Linked DNA regions of Homo sapiens: all the other regions are linked to region 3. Evidence: chromatin contacts called from ENCODE Hi-C or POLR2A ChIA-PET data. All regions are on one chromosome and are shown on one strand. Each heading gives the region's core, a stretch centred on a gene start or an enhancer-like site at or near the end of the contact. The rest is flanking DNA. Distances are from core to core; before and after follow the strand shown.

Evidence for each region. Hi-C counts contacts between places; a loop is a spot of excess contacts on that map. ChIA-PET counts read pairs that join two places held with the same protein, here RNA polymerase II (POLR2A). Pooled maps may share reads with other maps.
Region 1: a loop to region 3 is called in a pooled map, with 4 times the contacts of the local background. The contact joins two enhancer-like sites. A Hi-C loop is called at or near these places in 6 of 50 pooled maps. POLR2A ChIA-PET finds 5 or more read pairs at or near these places in 2 of 52 experiments (T-cell and activated naive CD4-positive, alpha-beta T cell).
Region 2: a map of naive thymus-derived CD4-positive, alpha-beta T cell shows a loop between it and region 3 (5-fold over the local background). The contact joins two enhancer-like sites. A Hi-C loop is called at or near these places in 1 of 168 maps with a recorded cell type or tissue (naive thymus-derived CD4-positive, alpha-beta T cell), 1 of 37 single-sample maps with no recorded cell type and 10 of 50 pooled maps.
Region 4: a pooled map shows a loop between it and region 3 (5-fold over the local background). The contact joins the promoter of ATP5MG here to the enhancer-like site in region 3. A Hi-C loop is called at or near these places in 6 of 50 pooled maps.
Region 5: a pooled map shows a loop between it and region 3 (9-fold over the local background). The contact joins the promoter of SIK3 here to the enhancer-like site in region 3. A Hi-C loop is called at or near these places in 2 of 37 single-sample maps with no recorded cell type and 7 of 50 pooled maps. POLR2A ChIA-PET finds 5 or more read pairs at or near these places in 1 of 52 experiments (OCI-LY7).

The regions. Positions count from the first base shown.
Region 1 is chr11:118,336,615-118,340,084 of GRCh38, forward strand. CD3D (CD3 delta subunit of T-cell receptor complex) reads right to left here. Exons shown (of 5, transcript NM_000732.6): 3 at 3,161-3,292; 4 at 2,837-2,880; 5 at 2,461-2,613. The coding sequence ends at 2,548. Among named protein-coding and RNA genes, the nearest start is that of CD3D, 4.4 kb to the right of the region's middle. RefSeq lists an enhancer at 2,006-2,155. Within about 2 kb of position 2,142, at least 7 of the 41 ENCODE cell types and tissues checked have a DNase peak (open chromatin) inside an H3K27ac peak, as active enhancers do.
Region 2 is chr11:116,851,725-116,855,161 of GRCh38, forward strand. The region is part of intron 21 of SIK3 (SIK family kinase 3); the gene reads right to left. It also overlaps APOA1-AS. Among named protein-coding and RNA genes, the nearest start is that of APOA1, 16 kb to the left of the region's middle. RefSeq lists a silencer at 1,235-1,304. Within about 2 kb of position 1,912, at least 14 of the 41 ENCODE cell types and tissues checked have a DNase peak (open chromatin) inside an H3K27ac peak, as active enhancers do.
Region 3 is chr11:117,813,238-117,816,794 of GRCh38, forward strand. It overlaps a transcript of DSCAML1 not described here. Among named protein-coding and RNA genes, the nearest start is that of FXYD2, 9.7 kb to the right of the region's middle. RefSeq lists enhancers at 573-1,150, 1,940-2,019. Within about 2 kb of position 1,759, at least 12 of the 41 ENCODE cell types and tissues checked have a DNase peak (open chromatin) inside an H3K27ac peak, as active enhancers do.
Region 4 is chr11:118,400,312-118,403,505 of GRCh38, forward strand. ATP5MG (ATP synthase membrane subunit g) reads left to right here and starts at 1,295. Exons shown (of 3, transcript NM_006476.5): 1 at 1,295-1,406. The coding sequence starts at 1,355. The region is part of intron 3 of LOC100131626 (a long non-coding RNA gene); the gene reads right to left. RefSeq lists enhancers at 956-1,035, 1,156-2,019, 2,478-3,068.
Region 5 is chr11:117,096,518-117,099,863 of GRCh38, forward strand. SIK3 (SIK family kinase 3) reads right to left here and starts at 1,911. Exons shown (of 25, transcript NM_001366686.3): 1 at 1,626-1,911. The coding sequence starts at 1,898. RefSeq lists an enhancer at 419-468 and silencers at 1,790-1,839, 1,920-2,099.

The DNA of each region.
Region 1 (3,470 bases), core at 892-3,391, 520 kb after region 3:
CCACACCAGCTAATTTTTTTGTGTATTTTTGTAAAGATGGAGTTTCTCCAATATTGCCCAGGCTGGTCTCGAACTCCTGAGCTCAAGTGATCCACCCACCTCAGCCTCCTAAAGTACTGGGATTACAGGCATAAGCCACTGCACCTGGCCAGGCACCAGTGTTTTTAAAGGTCCCAGAAGATTCCAATGTGCAGCCAATGTTGAGAACTGGGGAATGAGGGATGTAAATGAATCCGAGGAATACAAGGTATTATGAATGTGTGGAACGCGAGAAGGATCCAAAGTTTTGGTTAGATACAAGCCATGGAAGGGATGCCCAAGGTAGAGAATCCAGTGGGAAAGCAGGATCTTGGGTTAGGACGACTGCAGGAGTAGGGATAAAAAGGATAGGGATAACTCAGAACTATGAATGAAACATGTGAATTAGACATTTGTTCTGTCTCTCATGAAATTAGGGTCTGAATGTATCTTGAGAAGATGGTGGGCAGAATCATCCAATTTTCTGGCTATGTGGTTACTAATTCTTTTCTCCTTTGGGAACCCAGGTCTATGAAATTCTCAGTCATTAAACTTTCCAGAGGCTCTTTAAATTATTTGTGTAATCAGAGAACAAAAGAAGGAATCCCCTGCTCTGGGATCCAGGAACAGGCATAAAAGACATAAGAGAGAAAGTGGCCTCTATTCTCCCTCTAAACAAGAGACTCTGAATTTGGGCTGTTTCAGAATCAACTGGAAACACCCTGCCTAGAGTGCGTCTCTAGCACTTTTATTTTATTTTATTTTATTTTATTTTATTTTATTTTGAGACCAAGTCTCGCTCTGTCACCAGGCTGGAGTGCGGTGGCGCAATCTTGACTCACTGCAACCTCCGCCTCCCGGGTTCAAGCAATTCTCCTGCCTCAGCCTCCCGAGTAGCTGGGATTACAGGCGTGCACCACCATGCCCAGCTAATTTTTGTATTTTTAGTAGAAACGGGGTTTCACCATGTTGGCCAGGATGATCTCAATCTCCTGATCTTGTGATCTGCCCGCCTAAACCTCCCAAAGTGCTGGGATTACAGGTGTGAGCCACCATGCCTGGCTGCATTTATATTTTTAATAAATCCCTCAGGCCTCCAAAGTTTCAGAACCATAGCTATTTTTTTTTTAAGATAGGGTCTCACTCTGTAGCCCAGGCTGGAGTGCAGTGGCACAATCATAACTCACTGCAGCCTCCAATTCCCAGCCTCATGCAATCCTCCCACCTCAGCCTCCCAAATAGCTAGGACTACAGGTGCCCACCACTGCACTGAGCTGATTTTGTTTTTTTTTTTGGTCGAGACGGGATGTTGCTATGTTGCCCAGGCTGGTTTTGAACTCCTAGGCTCAAGTGATCCTCTTGCCTCTGCCTCCTAAAGTGCTGGGATTACATGCATGAGCCATTGTGCCCAGCCTAGAACCACTACCATTAGAAGTAATAGAAGATGACATCTATTGAAAATATCCCTGTCTCAGCCAGGTGCAGTGGCTCATGCCTCTAATCCCAGCACTTTTGGAGGCTGAGTGAGTGGATCATTTGAGGTCAAGAGTTCGAGACCAGCCTGGCCAACATGATGAAACCCTGTCTCTACTAAAAATACAAAAATTAGCTGAACTTGGTGACACATGCTTGCAATCCCAGCTACTCAGGAGGCTGAGGCAGGAGAATCACTTGACTCCAGGAGACAGAGGTTGCAGTAAGCCAAGATCATGCCACAGCACTCCAGCCTGAGCAACAGAGCAAGACTCCATCTCAAAAAAAAAAAAAATCCCTGTCTCAAACTCCTGCTTTCCAGGTAGATGGAGCGGGATAATGTGCTTTAATTGGTGAAGGGTTTCTGATCCCCATTTATCATGCAGAAGGCAGGAGCAAGCCAGAGACAGGTCCTGGCGAAAGGAAGCTAAAATGGTGCCTTTGATACAGGGGAAAGGGATACGAAAGGGGCTTAGGTGAGACCTCCTTACAGCTAGTGGCACCTGGTCAGCAGGGCCGTAGAGTTGAGGCCATCCCCTTAGCAGCAGTGGGACTTTGTTACACACACCCTCTGAGTCTTGGTGAGAAACTAGTCCCAGGGCCCCTTGTTGTCTCTGCCACTCCCATTCATGACATCATGGAAACTTCTGTGCGGCTGGGCTCCTGAACACAGCAGCCTGCCCTCGGCTGGATGAGGCAGCCAAAACCCTAAAAGGGTTGTGATAGGGACTGGAGTCAACAAGTAGCTGTGGGAACGTGGTGGCGCAGACCCTTCACCCAGGGAGCCCTGTGGGCTAGAAACACCAGACAGCCAGGATGTGGCGAGAGACTGCCCAACACACTGTCTGTGTGAGGCAGAGGAAGGAAGGAGATGAAGGAAGAAACAGGTAGGTAGGAGGGCGAGATCCCAAGCAAGTCAGGACAACTCCCACGCCTTGCCCAGGAGCCTTAAGAAGCCCAGGCACCTGCTGAGTGAAAGAGGATATATTTATTGGCTGAGCAAGAAGGGAAGGTACAGTTGGTAATGGCTGCTTCTAGAAGCCACCAGTCTCAGGTTCACTTGTTCCGAGCCCAGTTTCCTCCAAGGTGGCTGTACTGAGCATCATCTCGATCTCGGAGGGGCTAAGAGAGGAGAAGAGAAAACGGTCAGGAGGCAGGGTTAGAACTCTTCAAGGAAGGGCCCCAGCAGGCCCTGACGATGAGAGCTCCTGCCTGACCTCTCCAGTCACACCCAGCAATGAACTCCCCAGTAGGACCCTTCCCACGTGCAAACAGCATTCAGTGTGAGCCTCTCTATCCCCACTTACCCTCCCTTCATTCCTGCCTCCTTCCCCTCAACGCTCACCTGATAGACCTGGTCATTCCTCAACAGAGCTTGTGTGTCGGCAGCTAGAAGAACCAGAGAGAGACATCAATGGCCTAGCAGATGGGACTGTGAGATCCACCCTCCCACACCCTCAGAAGTCTGCATGAGTGATATGAACACACAAGTTCTTTCAACAGTCAAAGTTCTAGGAGTCTTTAGGAGATTGCAAGAGTAACTCCCAGCTGAGACTAAACCTACCACCAGCCCCATTCCTTAGCTGGTGCATAAGCTCACTGGTACACACACACACACACACACACACACACACACAAACACACTCTCATGCTCTGCTCTTCCACTAACCCCCAGACAGCCTTCCAGTCTCATGTCCAGCAAAGCAGAAGACTCCCAAAGCAAGGAGCAGAGTGGCAATGACATCAGTGACAATGATGCCAGCCACGGTGGCTGGATCCAGCTCCACACAGCTCTGGCACACTGTGGGGGAAGGGAGGAGAGAGGAGAGGTTGAGAGCCTTTAAGATCAGGGAACCATCCTCTGCCTCCTAGGGCAACCCTTAGATCTCTTATGCCAAAACCCAAACTTCAATAAGACCCTGGGAGAAAGGCCTGGTGATGGGCTTGCCACACCTTCCTCCACCCTGCATCCTAAGGAA
Region 2 (3,437 bases), core at 662-3,161, 960 kb before region 3:
TGCTCTGTGGGATTAGCCCGCCCGTCCTACCCACTCTGCCCAATTCCTCTCAGTGGGCACTGCTCGCATGTTGGCGCCAGGGCCAACCAAAAACCACTGGCAGGAAGTGGGGCAACATGGTTGTGTGGGAGTGAGGAAATGGTGATTCTGTCTGCTTTGCCAAGAAGCAATGCGAGCAGCCGCTTCTTACTTTTTCAAAAACCTATATTGTCTTCTTTGATAACTAACATCATCCACTCAATTCCTCGGGGTGCTTTTTTCCTTTAAGCCTGATTATATAGTTGGATGCAAATCTCATCAGTTGCATCTCTTTGCTCTCCGCAAGGACAAACATGAGCGCTCTCCTGTTTAAAGATTTTTAAAACATCATTACTAACCATGAGGAAACAGCAAAGCTAACAAAATGTATATAGTCCTGGTTGGAGCCTTCCTGCCTCTTCTGGAGGCCTCAGTGTTTTGGTTTGTTTGCTGTGTCTTTTAAGGCTCTTTTCCTTCCCTCTCTCAGACTTGTTTTTATCCCTGAGAATGGGGCCTCTGCAAACCAAAACACCCACCCTCCTTTGGGCTCTGCCTTGTCTGCTGTCTTCCCCGCCTTCAGGTCTGATGCCTGTAGGCACCAAGACAGAGCAAGCAACCACCTGACAAATCATGTAGGGGGCCTTCCTGACTCCCAGCCCAGAGCTCATCCCTCAGCCAAGCTGGAGTTGAGCACAAGGGTCATGAGCACAAGTTCTGGGGTCAGGAAGAGTTGGCCGTGAATCCTGGCTTAGCTGCTTCCTGAGGAGCAGGAGCTCGGGCAAGTTATCTTGCTTTGCTGGGTCTTAGTTATCTGTACAACTGGACTGACTCCATGGGTGTGGAGTGCTTCATAGAGGTTACTACACTGTAAAGGCTCAATAAAGTCTAGCATGATTTATATTCAGTTTAGAGATGTTATTTCTGAGTGCATAAGGACGTGCTGAGTCAGCTGACAAAAACAAACAAGGAAATTGATTTAATCACAGAACCCTGCTTGCAGAATTATGAGGGACAATATACCCATATGTAAATGAACAAATGACTCAGGGAAACTTTAATTTCCAGGAGAAGCCTCTGATTCAGGACAGACAAATGTCAGTTAAAAGCCAGATGAAAAAGAGTATTAATAGGAGTCAGGGGATACCCCAGGGCTCTGTCTGCTCAAGTTTCAGTATCATCAGTAGGTCAAAGACCTGGAAGGGCTAGCATCTTTCACTTGGCAGCTGTGCTTGGAGGGTGCAGAGTGGGCAAGGAGGCGTAAAGGAAAAAATACATGACCAGGGGATCAGAAAACTTGAAGTCAGGACCCAGCTCCCTCACCAGCAAAGTGTTGGCAAATCTTTCAGCTTCTCCTCAAGGTTCCTGATCTGAAAAATGACGGTTGTTTGGGGGCTCGAAAAGACAACACATGTGAAAGAGTCTTTAATCAACTGTAAAAGACCAAATAAGTCAAGTCTGATTTTTGGTAAGAATGCTGACCCTGAGTCTAGAAGTCCTTTGTGACACTCTATAAATAAGACCCTATCGACCATTTTGGGGGGTACAAACAGACTAACCCACTGCCCAAGGAACATGACATTCAGGATCAAATCTTTGGCAACCCTTTATGCCAATTCAGCAGCTACCAAAGTCATGGAGGAAAGATGGTTCCCAAGAGCTACATGCTCGAATATTTATCAAACTAAAGCTAAGAGAGTGCAGAGGTGGGATGATCGTCCGATCACACAAGGGGAAAAGTGCACAAATGGACACAATGCACGCCACCCACCTTCCCGGGGAACTTTGGGGCAACCTGCACAATTCTCTATTGAATCTGTCAATGTTGACTCGTCCTGACTCACTTACTGGGTTTTGAGAGAAAATGGGAGCAATAACGTGACTGCATACTCCCCTTAAAGGTTCTGGGGTAACCCCTCCCACTCTGTCAGCATTTTACTGCTCTATGAGGCCTGAGTAATAAAGCTGAGGCTGACTGAGCTCAGAGAAGAGGATGTGGTTTTCTTTGTGAGTTCCAGTTGGTAATCTCATGGTGTAGATTGGTTATGCTGCTGTGTTTATTTGCAAAGTCAAAAAGATCAAGTGTGTGTACCACTATAGAAGAAAGACAAACCTTGTTTTTCCTTCTAGGGTGGCAGGCAGGGAGATTACGGACAGCATGGGGCATGTGAAATCCTGACACTTCTACAAATTGGGAAGAAACCTTTGGCATGCTGCCTGCTTAGTGCTCTCACAGTGCCTGGCCTCATACTGGCTGGTGGCAAATCGCCATCAAGGAAATAGGTAACCATGGACACTGATATGATGGCATCTAATTTTCCTTTACTAATACCAATATGGCTGGGTGTGGTGGCTCATGCCTGTAATACCAGCATTTTGGGAGGCCAAGAAGGGAGGATTGTTTGAGCCCAGGAGTTCAAGATCAGCCCCGGCGACATAGCAAGACCCCATCTATACCAAAGGAAAAAAAAAATTAGCTGGGTGTAGTGGCACGCGCCTGTAGTCCCAGCTGCTCAGGAGGTTGAGGTGGGAGGACTGCTTGAGCCCAGGAGGTCGAGGCTGCAGTGAACCGTGGTTGCACCACTGCACTCTAGCCTAGGTGACAGAGCAAGACCCTGACTCAAAAAGTAACTAAATAACACCAACAATCCCTGTTCATCTACCCTTAAGAAATGCTAAGAAGATCACACTAGCTCTGCTCTTCTCAGTGATACTTCTTGCAGCACTCAGTACCTAGCACTTCATAGCAAAGCTGTTTATGAGCTTGTTTTACATCCCCTAGTAGAGTAGAAGCTCCCTGAGGACAGGTTATCCTTTCATCTCTGCATTCTCACAGCACCTACAGTAGAGTCTTGTGCAACACAGTTGAGATGGAGGGACCATTAAAAGAAACAGCAGGCATTCCTTCCTGGCAAAAAGGTTGAGAAGAGTGAGCTCCCCCACTTGCCTGCAGAGTGGTGGGGGCACAGCATTATAAGCCTTTCGTGACAGAAGTGAACAGCAAATTATCTGATGATTTTTTCAGTAAAGTAAAAATGTAAGCTCTGGAGTTTTTAAAAGAAACCTGAAAGCCAGGCATGGTGGCTCATGCCTGTAATCCCAGCACTTTGTGAGGCCGAGGTGGTTGGATCACTTGAAGTCAGGAGTTCAAGACCAGCCTGGCCAACATGGTGAAACCCCGTCTCTACAAAAAAAAATTAGCCGGGTGCGGTAGTGCACACCTGTAATCCTAGCTACTTAGGAGGCTGAGGCAGGAGAATCGCTTGAACCCAGGAGGGGTAGGTTGCAGTGAGCCGAGATCGTGCCACTGCACTCCAGCATGGGTGACAGTGTGAGACTCTGCCAAAAAAAAAAAAAAAAAAAAAAAAAACTTGAGTTTTTTTCACAGTACAGCTGAATCTAGACGATGCATTTTAGAAAAC
Region 3 (3,557 bases), core at 509-3,008:
CATTTAACCTCCTGTATAGATGCTCCTTTTTATTAGGCCCCAGTCTCATTCCAGACACCAGACCAACTTCGACTGTGCCCCAAAAAACTTGTCATCCCTACTATCTTCTGTCTAGTCATACTCCTATTCACCGTTCTCAACTACTCATACATGCCCTGCTCTTGTTTACACTGCCGGTTTATACTGTTTCTCCAAGCCATCACAGCTGATATCTCCTCGTGCTATCTCCAAATTGCCACTCTTAACTCTTGAAGTAAATAAATAATCTTTGCTGGCAGGACTATGCTGAATCTCCATAGGCACTCTCTAATTAAATGTCCTAGGTCCTCCCAATTCTTAGACCTTTTATACCTGTTTTTCTCCTTCTCTTATTCCATTTAGTTTTTCAATTCATACAAAACCGTATCCAGGCCATCACCAATCATTCTACATGACAAATGTTTCTTCTAACAACCCCACAATATCACCCCTTACCACAAGACCTCCCTTCAGCTTAATCTCTCCCACTCTAGGTTCCCACGCCACCCCTAATCCCGCTTGAAGCAGCCCGGAGAAACATCGTCCATTCTGTCTCCATACCACTCCCCCAAAATTTTCACCGCCCCAACACTTCAACACTATTTTGTTTTATTTTTCTTATTAATATATGAAGGCAGGAATGTCAGGCCTCTGAGCCCAAGCCAAGCCATCGCATCCCCTGTGACTTGCACCTATACGCCCAGATGGCTTGAAGTAACTGAAGAATCACAAAAGAAGTGAAAAGGCCCTGCCCCGCCTTAACTGATGACATTCCACCATTGTGATTTGTTTCTGCCCCACCTTAACTGAGTGATTAACCCTGTGAATTTCCTTCTCCTGGCTCAGAAGCTCCCCCACTGAGCACCTTGTGACCCCCCTTCCCTGCCCACCAGAGAACAACCCCCTTTGACTGTAATTTTCCATTATCTTCCCAAATCCTATAAAACGGCCCCACCCCTATCTCCCTTCGCTGACTCTCTTTTTGGACTCAGCCCGCCTGCACCCAGGTGAAATAAACAGCCATGTTGCTCACACAAAGCCTGTTTGGTGGTTCTCTTCACACGGATGCGCATGAAACTTAGTTCATAATTGGCTAAGCCAGGGCTCAAATCCAGGTCTGCTGATTCCAAAGCCTGTGACCTTAGCTGTGAGGCCAAGGAAGAAGGGATCACGCACACCTCTGACCACCCCAGCTGCCTACCCTGACCCCACAACTTCCTTGCTCCTGGAGGCATGGAGCAGGGACAGGGGTGGTCCACCTGGTTGGTAATCAATCACTCATTCATTCCTCTACTCAACCAGTCACGTGTGCACTCAGTAAACATGTATGGAGGGTGCACTAAGTGCCCAAAGGGGGGTGAGGCACTGGGATCGGTGGGTGAACTTTCAGATGCAATCCCTCCCTCATGTAGCTTATAAGCAGTGGGGCCTCAGATGTGAAGGCAAAGCTCAGAATTCAGGGGATTCAGGGTCCCCTGGCAGGTGCCCAGGGTGCTAGAGAGAGCAGGTCAGGAACACTCTTGAACAGCGGAGGCCCAGCCTGGCTCGTCCCCCTCCTGCCCCCTGGGGCGGGTGTCTGCGGCCTCCAGGCTACTCCTGGATGATTTTATTAGCTGTGTTGGGAGCATATGGTCCTCGGACATGAGACCTGAAGTAGTATTTACTGGAGAGCCGAGGACACCGGGTTCCCGTGTGGGCTGGGTTTGGCACGCACTCGGTTACTGATTGATAGGCCATTCAGGAAACAAAGACCACAAGAGAATTCAGCATGCTCCTGGCTCGGGGCCAAGCCAGCCTCATCTCCTTTGCTTTGTCAAGTGTGTCTTTTTGTCTGCCTTCATCACTTGCTGGGCGCCTCTGTGTTCACTGCCGGGAGGAAGCCAAGTGTGTATTTGCAGGGGCTGTGGGGGTGTATCCAGCTTTTCTCTAAGAACAGCTATCCAAGGGGCGGGAGGGAACAAGGGGGTCAGCCACAGCTCTCCCCTTACCCCTTCCCCTGAAAAGTCACAGCTCCTTGACGTGTGAGCTGAAGCTTGGGACTTTTGTCTTGTGTCTGTTTTTTCCAAAGCCAAGTCCAGAGACAGACCAGGGCCTTCCCAAGGTCACACAGCAAGCCAAGGGCAGAGCTGGCAGTGAAACCAATTTTCCACCTTCCACGGTGTGGTCTGCACTGAGCTGCAGGCAGGGCTTCCGGGGCCACAAATTGCTTCCCCAGCTCAGAACATTGCCCTCTTCTCCCCTCCCTGCTGCCCTGCTCACCAGGGGGAATTCCTCTCAGTGACACCAAAGAAGCCCTTTGGGGAAGTGACAGTGAGCATTTCTTGAAAAGGGAACCAAGTTTAGACATCTAGAGACAGTAGCAGCCGCGGTGACTGGCGGCCTCCTGGGGCTGAGGAACTTCGGGGTGTCACTCAGGGTGACAGCAGGTAGCCCAGCAAGCCCATAGGAGCAGGACAGGCCAGGCTGGGCCTCCACTGTTCCAGGACTGTTCCTGACCTGGTGTCACCTGCACCCTGTGAAGGGAAGCTCAGAATTCAGGGAGACTCAGGGTCCCCTGGCAGGTGCTCTGCCCTGGTCTCCCGCCCTGCCAGGGGACCCTAAGTCTCCCTAAATTCTGAGCTTGCCTTCACATCTGAGGCCCCACTGCCTACAAACTGAAAATGAAATCTGCCAAAACGGGTTGGGGAGCTGCCACTCCTGAACATAGCTCGTCCCAGTCCCTTCTAGGCATGAGGTCCCTCCACACCTGGGGGAGACCCTCCCCCAATCTCCCAATGCCACCTTCTTTGCCCCTCCAGTGTCAGGTTGAAGCTCTGGGAATGAACGTTTGAAGTTCTAAACAGGATTTCTTCCCAAGTCCTCAGTCACTCAACGGCAAACTATGAAGTGTCCCCAGCCTGTGAGGCTCCTCCTGCAGCCAAAACTGGGAGGGGGCACTGAGTCTGGGCCCAGGCTTTCTTCCAAGGCTAGGACACTCGGGCCCTTCCGTGGCTCTCCCAGTGCAGCCCTGGGCTCAGCACTGCCCTCCCAATGTCCCGGAAGGAGGCCGCTGTGGCCCTGGCTCCGAGGCCCAGGCCCAATCCATCTTCCCAGCCAGTGACTCGCTCTGACAACAGGGCCGAGCTGCCGTGGCATTTGCCTCTGATCTCCGCTGGCCAGGCATTTGTCAGGCAGCCTGCTAGGAATGAAGAATGGGCGCTTGGTGAGGCACAGATTACCCGCCCCAGAGGCCCCTGATGAATTGCAGTTCAGAGCTCAGCTGCCTGGGGCCATGGATCAACAGGGAGGCGACTAATCTCCCCCACAGCAGCCCTGCCGAGCAGAGCGGAGGGAGGGTGGAAGCCTGGAGAGTCTGGGAGGAGACGCTACACCACCCCCTGCCCTGGGCCTTTCTTCAGCACAACACCCCTCACGCCCTCCACTCCCACCCGTCTGTCCAGGGAGCCCACTTCCTTCACTAGACGCAGCGCCAGTGGAGACGCTCAGTTCTTTGGGGGCACCCCTTCCTTGCTCCCTGTACAAGAGAGAGAGTTCGGAAT
Region 4 (3,194 bases), core at 45-2,544, 590 kb after region 3:
CTTTCCATCTCTCTAACCATTCCAAAAATCGGAGATTTACTTCTGCTCAGACTTCCCCAGGTTACATTACTTATAGTTCTGTTCCTCTCATCAAATGCCACTTCCCTACATACATCTTTTCCTCCTCATATTAAACTATGAAGTTTCAGCCCTCTGTAGTATACAGCTGTTCTCTTACACATCGGCTCAAGGATCTTTTCTAGGAAGTATGCTGAAATCAGCACCATGCCTAATCTGATGGAATGCCCCCTCTCTGAGTATACATTGCAACTTCAGATCTCAACTCTGCCACTTCCAAACTGTGTGGCCATTTTTCAAGCCCAGTCTCAATGGGGACAATGCCTTACAGGCTTTCTTTAAATTCCAAAATGCCTGGCATAGTGTGGGCGTTCAATACAGGTGATTTTTTCCTCACATCTGCACAGCTCCTTGTGGTTAACTAGGGAATTAGGGGAAATGGATTCCAATCGTGATACAGCACTTTGGGGAGATTGGGATTACAAAAAATCAACTTTAAAAGGGCTATGGGGCCAGGCGCGGTGATTCACGCCTGTAATCCCAGCACCAAGGCGGGTGGATCACTTGAAGCTAGGAGTTCGAGACCAGCCTGGCCAACATGGTGAAACACCGTCTCTACTAAAAGTACAAAAATTAGCCAGGCGTGGTGGCGGGCGCCTGTAGTCCCATCTACTAGGGAGACTGAGGCACAACAATCGCTGGAACCCGGGGGACAGAGGTTGCAGTGAGCCGAAGTCGTGCCACTGCACTTCAGCCTGGGCGACAGAGCGAGACTGTCTCAAATAAAAAGGGCTATGGGTTGAGCCTGGTGACAGCCTGTGTGGTGATTGCTCGGCCCCTAACTTTATATGTTTGGCCTTGGACCCTCTCTACCTCTGTACAACGATCGTGTTGGACTAGAAGAATCTCAGCGAATCCTTCTCCAGTACTGACTTCAAAGGTTCTCAGAATCGCGGCGAAAGCACCCTACGCAAAATAGCGGAGGTCGGCGCCAAGAAAAGCACTGCAGGTTCAGGGCGCATGCGCATTTCCGCTCCTTGCCGGTTTTCCGGACCTCTACGAGTGGCTGCCCCACAAAATGCCTGCTTCTCTGCGGAATCCTACTGTTCTTCACATGCTCTCTAATACCATCTTTTCATATCCACTTTCTCTTCCATGTTGAAAAATTAAATTGACAGGCTGGATTCTGCAAAGATCTTTGGACATTTAAGTATCTTCGACCGGCGCGAAAAGAGGCGGCCTGACCTTGGAAGTGGGACGGGGTCCTGCAGCGGGTCCTTCCGGCGGGTGACATTCAGCCGGCGGTTCGGGGCGACGGACTCTCCATTCCAGAACCATGGCCCAATTTGTCCGTAACCTTGTGGAGAAGACCCCGGCGCTGGTGAACGGTGAGCGCGATGTGAGACCGCCGAGGCGGGCACACGGGCGGCAGGGAGGCCTGCGATGGCCTGAGAGGAAGAAGCGGGCTGCGAAGACCCGAGGGGCCTGCGGGTGCCGGGGCGGGATGGCCTGCAGGTGGAGGGAGCAGGAAGCAGGTTGGCGACTCTTTTCTAGCCTTCCACTCGTCTGACCTGCAGATTGGGTTCTCTACACAACCTAGAAGTTCCTGAATTCTAACCACGACTGGGAAGAGAGGTAGTGTGAAGGAAGCCCGGCGTTGCCCGGCAGCTGCAACCATTACGCCCCCTGAGATCGCTAAGAGCAGGGATCTAGAGGGGATGGTTCTGTTAGGAGAGCTAAGAAAAGGAAGGGCAGAAACGTGAAAGTAAATCAATTCGGCCTCATTACATGTGGTGTTGTTCTCAGTGGAGTATTTGGAAGTCAACAGAAATGTTTAAGGATGGGTGAGCTTTTTTGAACGTTGACTTTGCTTTCTGTCCTAGACGGATTCTAAGATACTTCCGCTTTAATCCGAGGGAAATTTTAGGTGGAAATGGACTTCATGGATGAGTATCCATGCCCCGAGAAGCATAGGACGGGATCCGTATAAACAATAATCTTTGTTACGAAGCTTAGCATTCGTGGAATTTTTTCAGCTTGAAGAGCCTCACTGGTAGACCGCTGTATTTCACAACAACCCTGAATAATCACAGCCTCTGAGTACTAGTTTATTTGGCCAGTAAATATTTCAGTTGTCTTCTCAGTGGCAAGCTATTCATTTTATTCCTGAAGTGAGATAAGCTAAATTGACGTAAGTTTTTCCTAGATGTGCTGTATTCCAGTAAGTGACTGAAGGTCGGATCTCTTAACTTTTGCCTACGTTTATGAAATGTGAATAGAAAGCAGAACTTCAAAAAAAATGTAATACTTTCTAGCCTATTTTGCTGTGTTTGAGTTTGGTTTGGGTATTTTCTTTTTCTTTCTTTCTTTTTTTTTTTTTTTTTTCCTAGAAGACAGGGACTCACTCTGTCGCCCAGGCTGGAGTGCAGTGCAGATCACAGCTCACTGCAGCCTCCACCTCCTAGGCTCAAGCGATCCTCCCACCTCAGCCTCCTGAGTAGCTGGGATCACAGGCACGCACCACCACACCCAGCTAATTTTTGTATGTTTTAAGAGACGGGATTTCACCATGTTGCCCAGGCTAGTCTCTTAACTCCTGGGCTCAAGGGATCCTCCCGCCTCGGTCTCCTAAAGTGCCAGAGTTACAGGTGTGAGCCACAGCGCCAGCCGGGTAATTTATCCATTCTCTCCTCCCTTCCCTCCATCACCAGCCAAACTATGAGTTATTGAAGGCTGTCCTGCAGAACCTCACAGCCTACTAGTGAAACATTTTACACATTTTCCCAAATAATTTCATAAGCTTGCAAGAAAATCTTTTACTTTACTAAGATTGTTAAGATACCTGTCATAGAGCTCTACAATTTTATATAAATCAAAAGAGATGGCCCTGCGGCGGTAGCTTACGCCTGTAATCTCAGCACTTTGGGAGGCCAAGGCGGGCAGATCACTTGAGGGCAGGAGTTCGAGACCAGCCTGGCCAACATAGTGAAACCCCATCTCTACAAAAAATACAAAAATTAGGCAGGCTTGGTGGTGCATGTCTGTAATCGCAGCTACTTGGGAGGCTGAGGCAGGAGAATCGCTTGAACCCCGGAGGCGGAGGTTGCAGTGAGTCAGGATTGCACCACTGCATTCCAGCCTGGGCGACGAAGCGAGGCTAGGTCTCAAAAAAAAAA
Region 5 (3,346 bases), core at 661-3,160, 720 kb before region 3:
CCAAAGTCTTGGCTCAATCGACTTCCCCTGACTTCCCCTCAGGGTCTGAGGGAGCCCTGGACTTTGGTATCTCATTCAGCTCTGACCTGCAGACTGGAGGCCCTGTGATAAAAACGGACAAAAAGGCTGAAGAGGGCCCTCCAGAGGAAGTGAAACTGACCAATCAATTCGCCACAGCCACCCACCCTGACACCCTGGTAAGAAGGGCCCCTTGTAGCCTCAGGCAGAAAGATGGTGGGGAAGGAACTTCAGGTTGCAAGTGATCAGGAGAGAAGGCCTAGATAAGTCACTGGCTTCAGAAAACAAGCCACTGCCAAAAAAGCAAAAACAAGGTAGGTCATGACAACCAGAGGCTAGGCTGAGGAGGTGAGGGGAATTGATGTGGCTTTGGTAGGAGGCGGCAGCAGCTGTAAGGGTTCTTCATTCCTCAGGCTGAGGGAAAACACAAGCTGCAGTTCTAAACATAATGAATGACTACATTAAAAGTATTCATTCAAGTAAGATATTGAGCAAAGAAAATTTTAGAGTAAAAATGGGCTTTGCGGGTTCCACCAAAACCAAAAGATTCCTCCTGATGTCTTAGATTCCAGTCCTCCCAACGAAGGCTACATGAAAGTGCTACCATATTTCCTCAAAGAATTTTACATGCATACATATATAGCTTCCTAATTGACCTTGGCCAATTTCACTCCTATAGCGCCTCAAATCCCTTTGAGAACTAAGGGCTCGATGAGTGTAATCTCCCGGTGTCTGGGTTCTTCAATCACAAGCTTCCCCCCAACCAGTAAAAGCCCACCCTGGGTTCTACAAAGCCCACAATTCCCGACCCTCCAACAACTAAAAATAACCAGCAATCAGCTCTCCCAAATTGTTTAACCCCTGACTACCTAGTGCCATCATAAACCTGGGACAGCCCCCACCCCCACCTCACTCCCCCATTCCCTGGGCCCCTTCCTGTGGACAAGCAAAGCAATTTCCCCCTTATTTCCCCATTTTCCTCATTGCCTCCTCCACTAATCGTGTCTCCTCGGGATCCCCTTCGCACCATCTATCAGTCTTAGATGATCAAATGCGGATTCCTGTCTCTGTCTTAAGGCACCAGGATCCTGGGACCTCCCAGCGCCCTGCAGACGTGCACATTCCCAGTCCGTGCCCCAGCCGTCCTGGGTCCCCTTACAAGCCCGGGTCTGCCACTTCACCCTTGTTTTTCCCCATCCTCCGGGTCCACATTTCATATGCCCCTGCCCTCATTCCCTTATGATTCCCTAGCTGCTGGTTCCAGAGTCTTCTGGGCTTACAGTCTCCCGGCCCTCGGGGAGTTCCGACCCCTTCTTTCCAATCATCCCCTTTACCCGCCTGCCCTCAGCCCCGAGGACCCCTCCCCGCGCCCGGCTCCTGGGCGCCGGTGCTCTGTGCCCTCGGCCCCCTGCTTGGAGTTCCGCCGTCTCGAGTCCCAGGTGTCCCTAGCTCCGCGCCCGCCCCGCCGCGGCTGGCTCCCTCCCGCCTCCCGGCCCCCAACGCTCCCACCACGCGCCGCGCTCGCCGCCCCGACCCCCCGGCTGGGGGGCGCGGACCTCTCCCGGCCCCGCCACGCTCCGACTGCCGCCTGGCCCCTGCGCCGGTACCTTGGCCTTGGTGACGAGGTGCGTGGCCCGCTTGACCACCGCGAAGTTGCCCTTGCCGATGGTGCGGTCGATCTCGTAGTAGCCGATACGGGCGGGCATGGGTCCGCGGGAGGCCGGGGCTGGGGGACGCGGCTGGCCGGCCGCAGGGGACACGGCAGCGGGGGCGGCTGGGGACCCCGGCGCGGGCGGAGGCAGCAGGCGGCCCGCGGGCCCGGCTCCCCCAGTCCCGGCCCCGGCAGCCCCGCCAGCTCCGCTCGCCGCCGCCGCCGCCATCTTGTTGTGCAGTGAAACCTCCGGGGCCGCGGGGAGCCGGCTCGGGGGAGGGGGCAAGGGGGGGCGGGAAAGGGGGGGCCGCGGACGTCACTCGGGGAGGCGGGGCGCTTTCGCCGACCGGCGCCCGGCTCCATGGCAACCGCGGGTCACGTGCCGACGCGCGTCACTGCCCGGAGCCATGGCAACCGTGACCTCACCGGCGGGCTCGACCTTCCCGCGTGGGCCCCGGTTCCTGAGGCGCTGGCTCCCGGGTGCCCCCCTCCGGGAGCTGGCGGTGGGAACCTTCGATGGGCCCCCAACCTCGAAGTCTCCGCCACCTTTCCCGAGTGGGGGGCGCAGGATGCCCGACCCAAAGCCAACCCCCCACCGCCGCTCGAATCGCCAATGTGACCTCTGCTGTGACCTCTGTCCCAGTTCAACGATCACCCAACCTCCCTTAACAAAAAAAAAGTGTTTCCTCATCACCAAAAATACCAGCGTTGTCCCACTTTAGCCCTTGAGGCCACAAATGCAGGAATAGCTACACTCTTGAAGCAACTGTAACCAAGTTGGTAACAACGCAGGGGAATTCTTCGGTAAAATTCCTTCCTCTTACAAAATCCAGCTCACCCTGCACAGTCAACCTAATTGTCACCGAATATAGGAGAATGGGGAAACTAGGATTTGCGTGTTCAAGGGCGGACAAGCCAGTCCAAACAGGCATTCCAGTCATTGGGTGGGTGACAGCCAAAGAAGGTACGTCATTTTCCTTCCTACCACCCCCATCTCTGAACAATTCTACAGGGATGTCTGTCAGAGTGCCTACATACTATTTCTGTTGCTTGTATAACCCTGATGAAGCAGTGGTGCGCATTGTCCAATGAACCACGTCGTGTTTAAACAACAGTCGGTTAAGCAAAATAAATAAGTAAATAATAAAAATTCCATCCTTCCTAGTGACTCTCCGAGGACATTGAGGGTCATCAAGTTAATAACTCCAGCAATTTCATATCTCTTTTTCTTCCCTTGCCTATTACCTGCATCCTTCATAGCTCCCAGGCTTCCTCCTCCTCTCTCCCCTTCCCTTTATTAAATAGATTAACTTAGCTGCTTTAGGTGAGGGTTGCAGGTAGGAAATCAGACTGTCAACAAAATAGTCTTTGGCAGGCTGGGTGGAAAGGAGGGAAGATTGTGAATATTCCAATGTTAAAATGTATTCCTTTGGACTAGTCCTGATCCATCCATATCTATGTCTCTCTCAATGGTAGAACTGTATTGTGAGGTCACTGCATGCACAGTATTAAAAACTGACACCCAGGGCACTGTAAATGTGTGGAAGGATAACTCGTGTTTACTCGCTGACCAAAGAACACCTCCTGGTGCTCCAATTCCCTATCCAACCATGAGTAATGGCTGGGACTTAAGATGGGACAGAGGGGTCATCCCACAATGGTCTTGGATCTATTCCC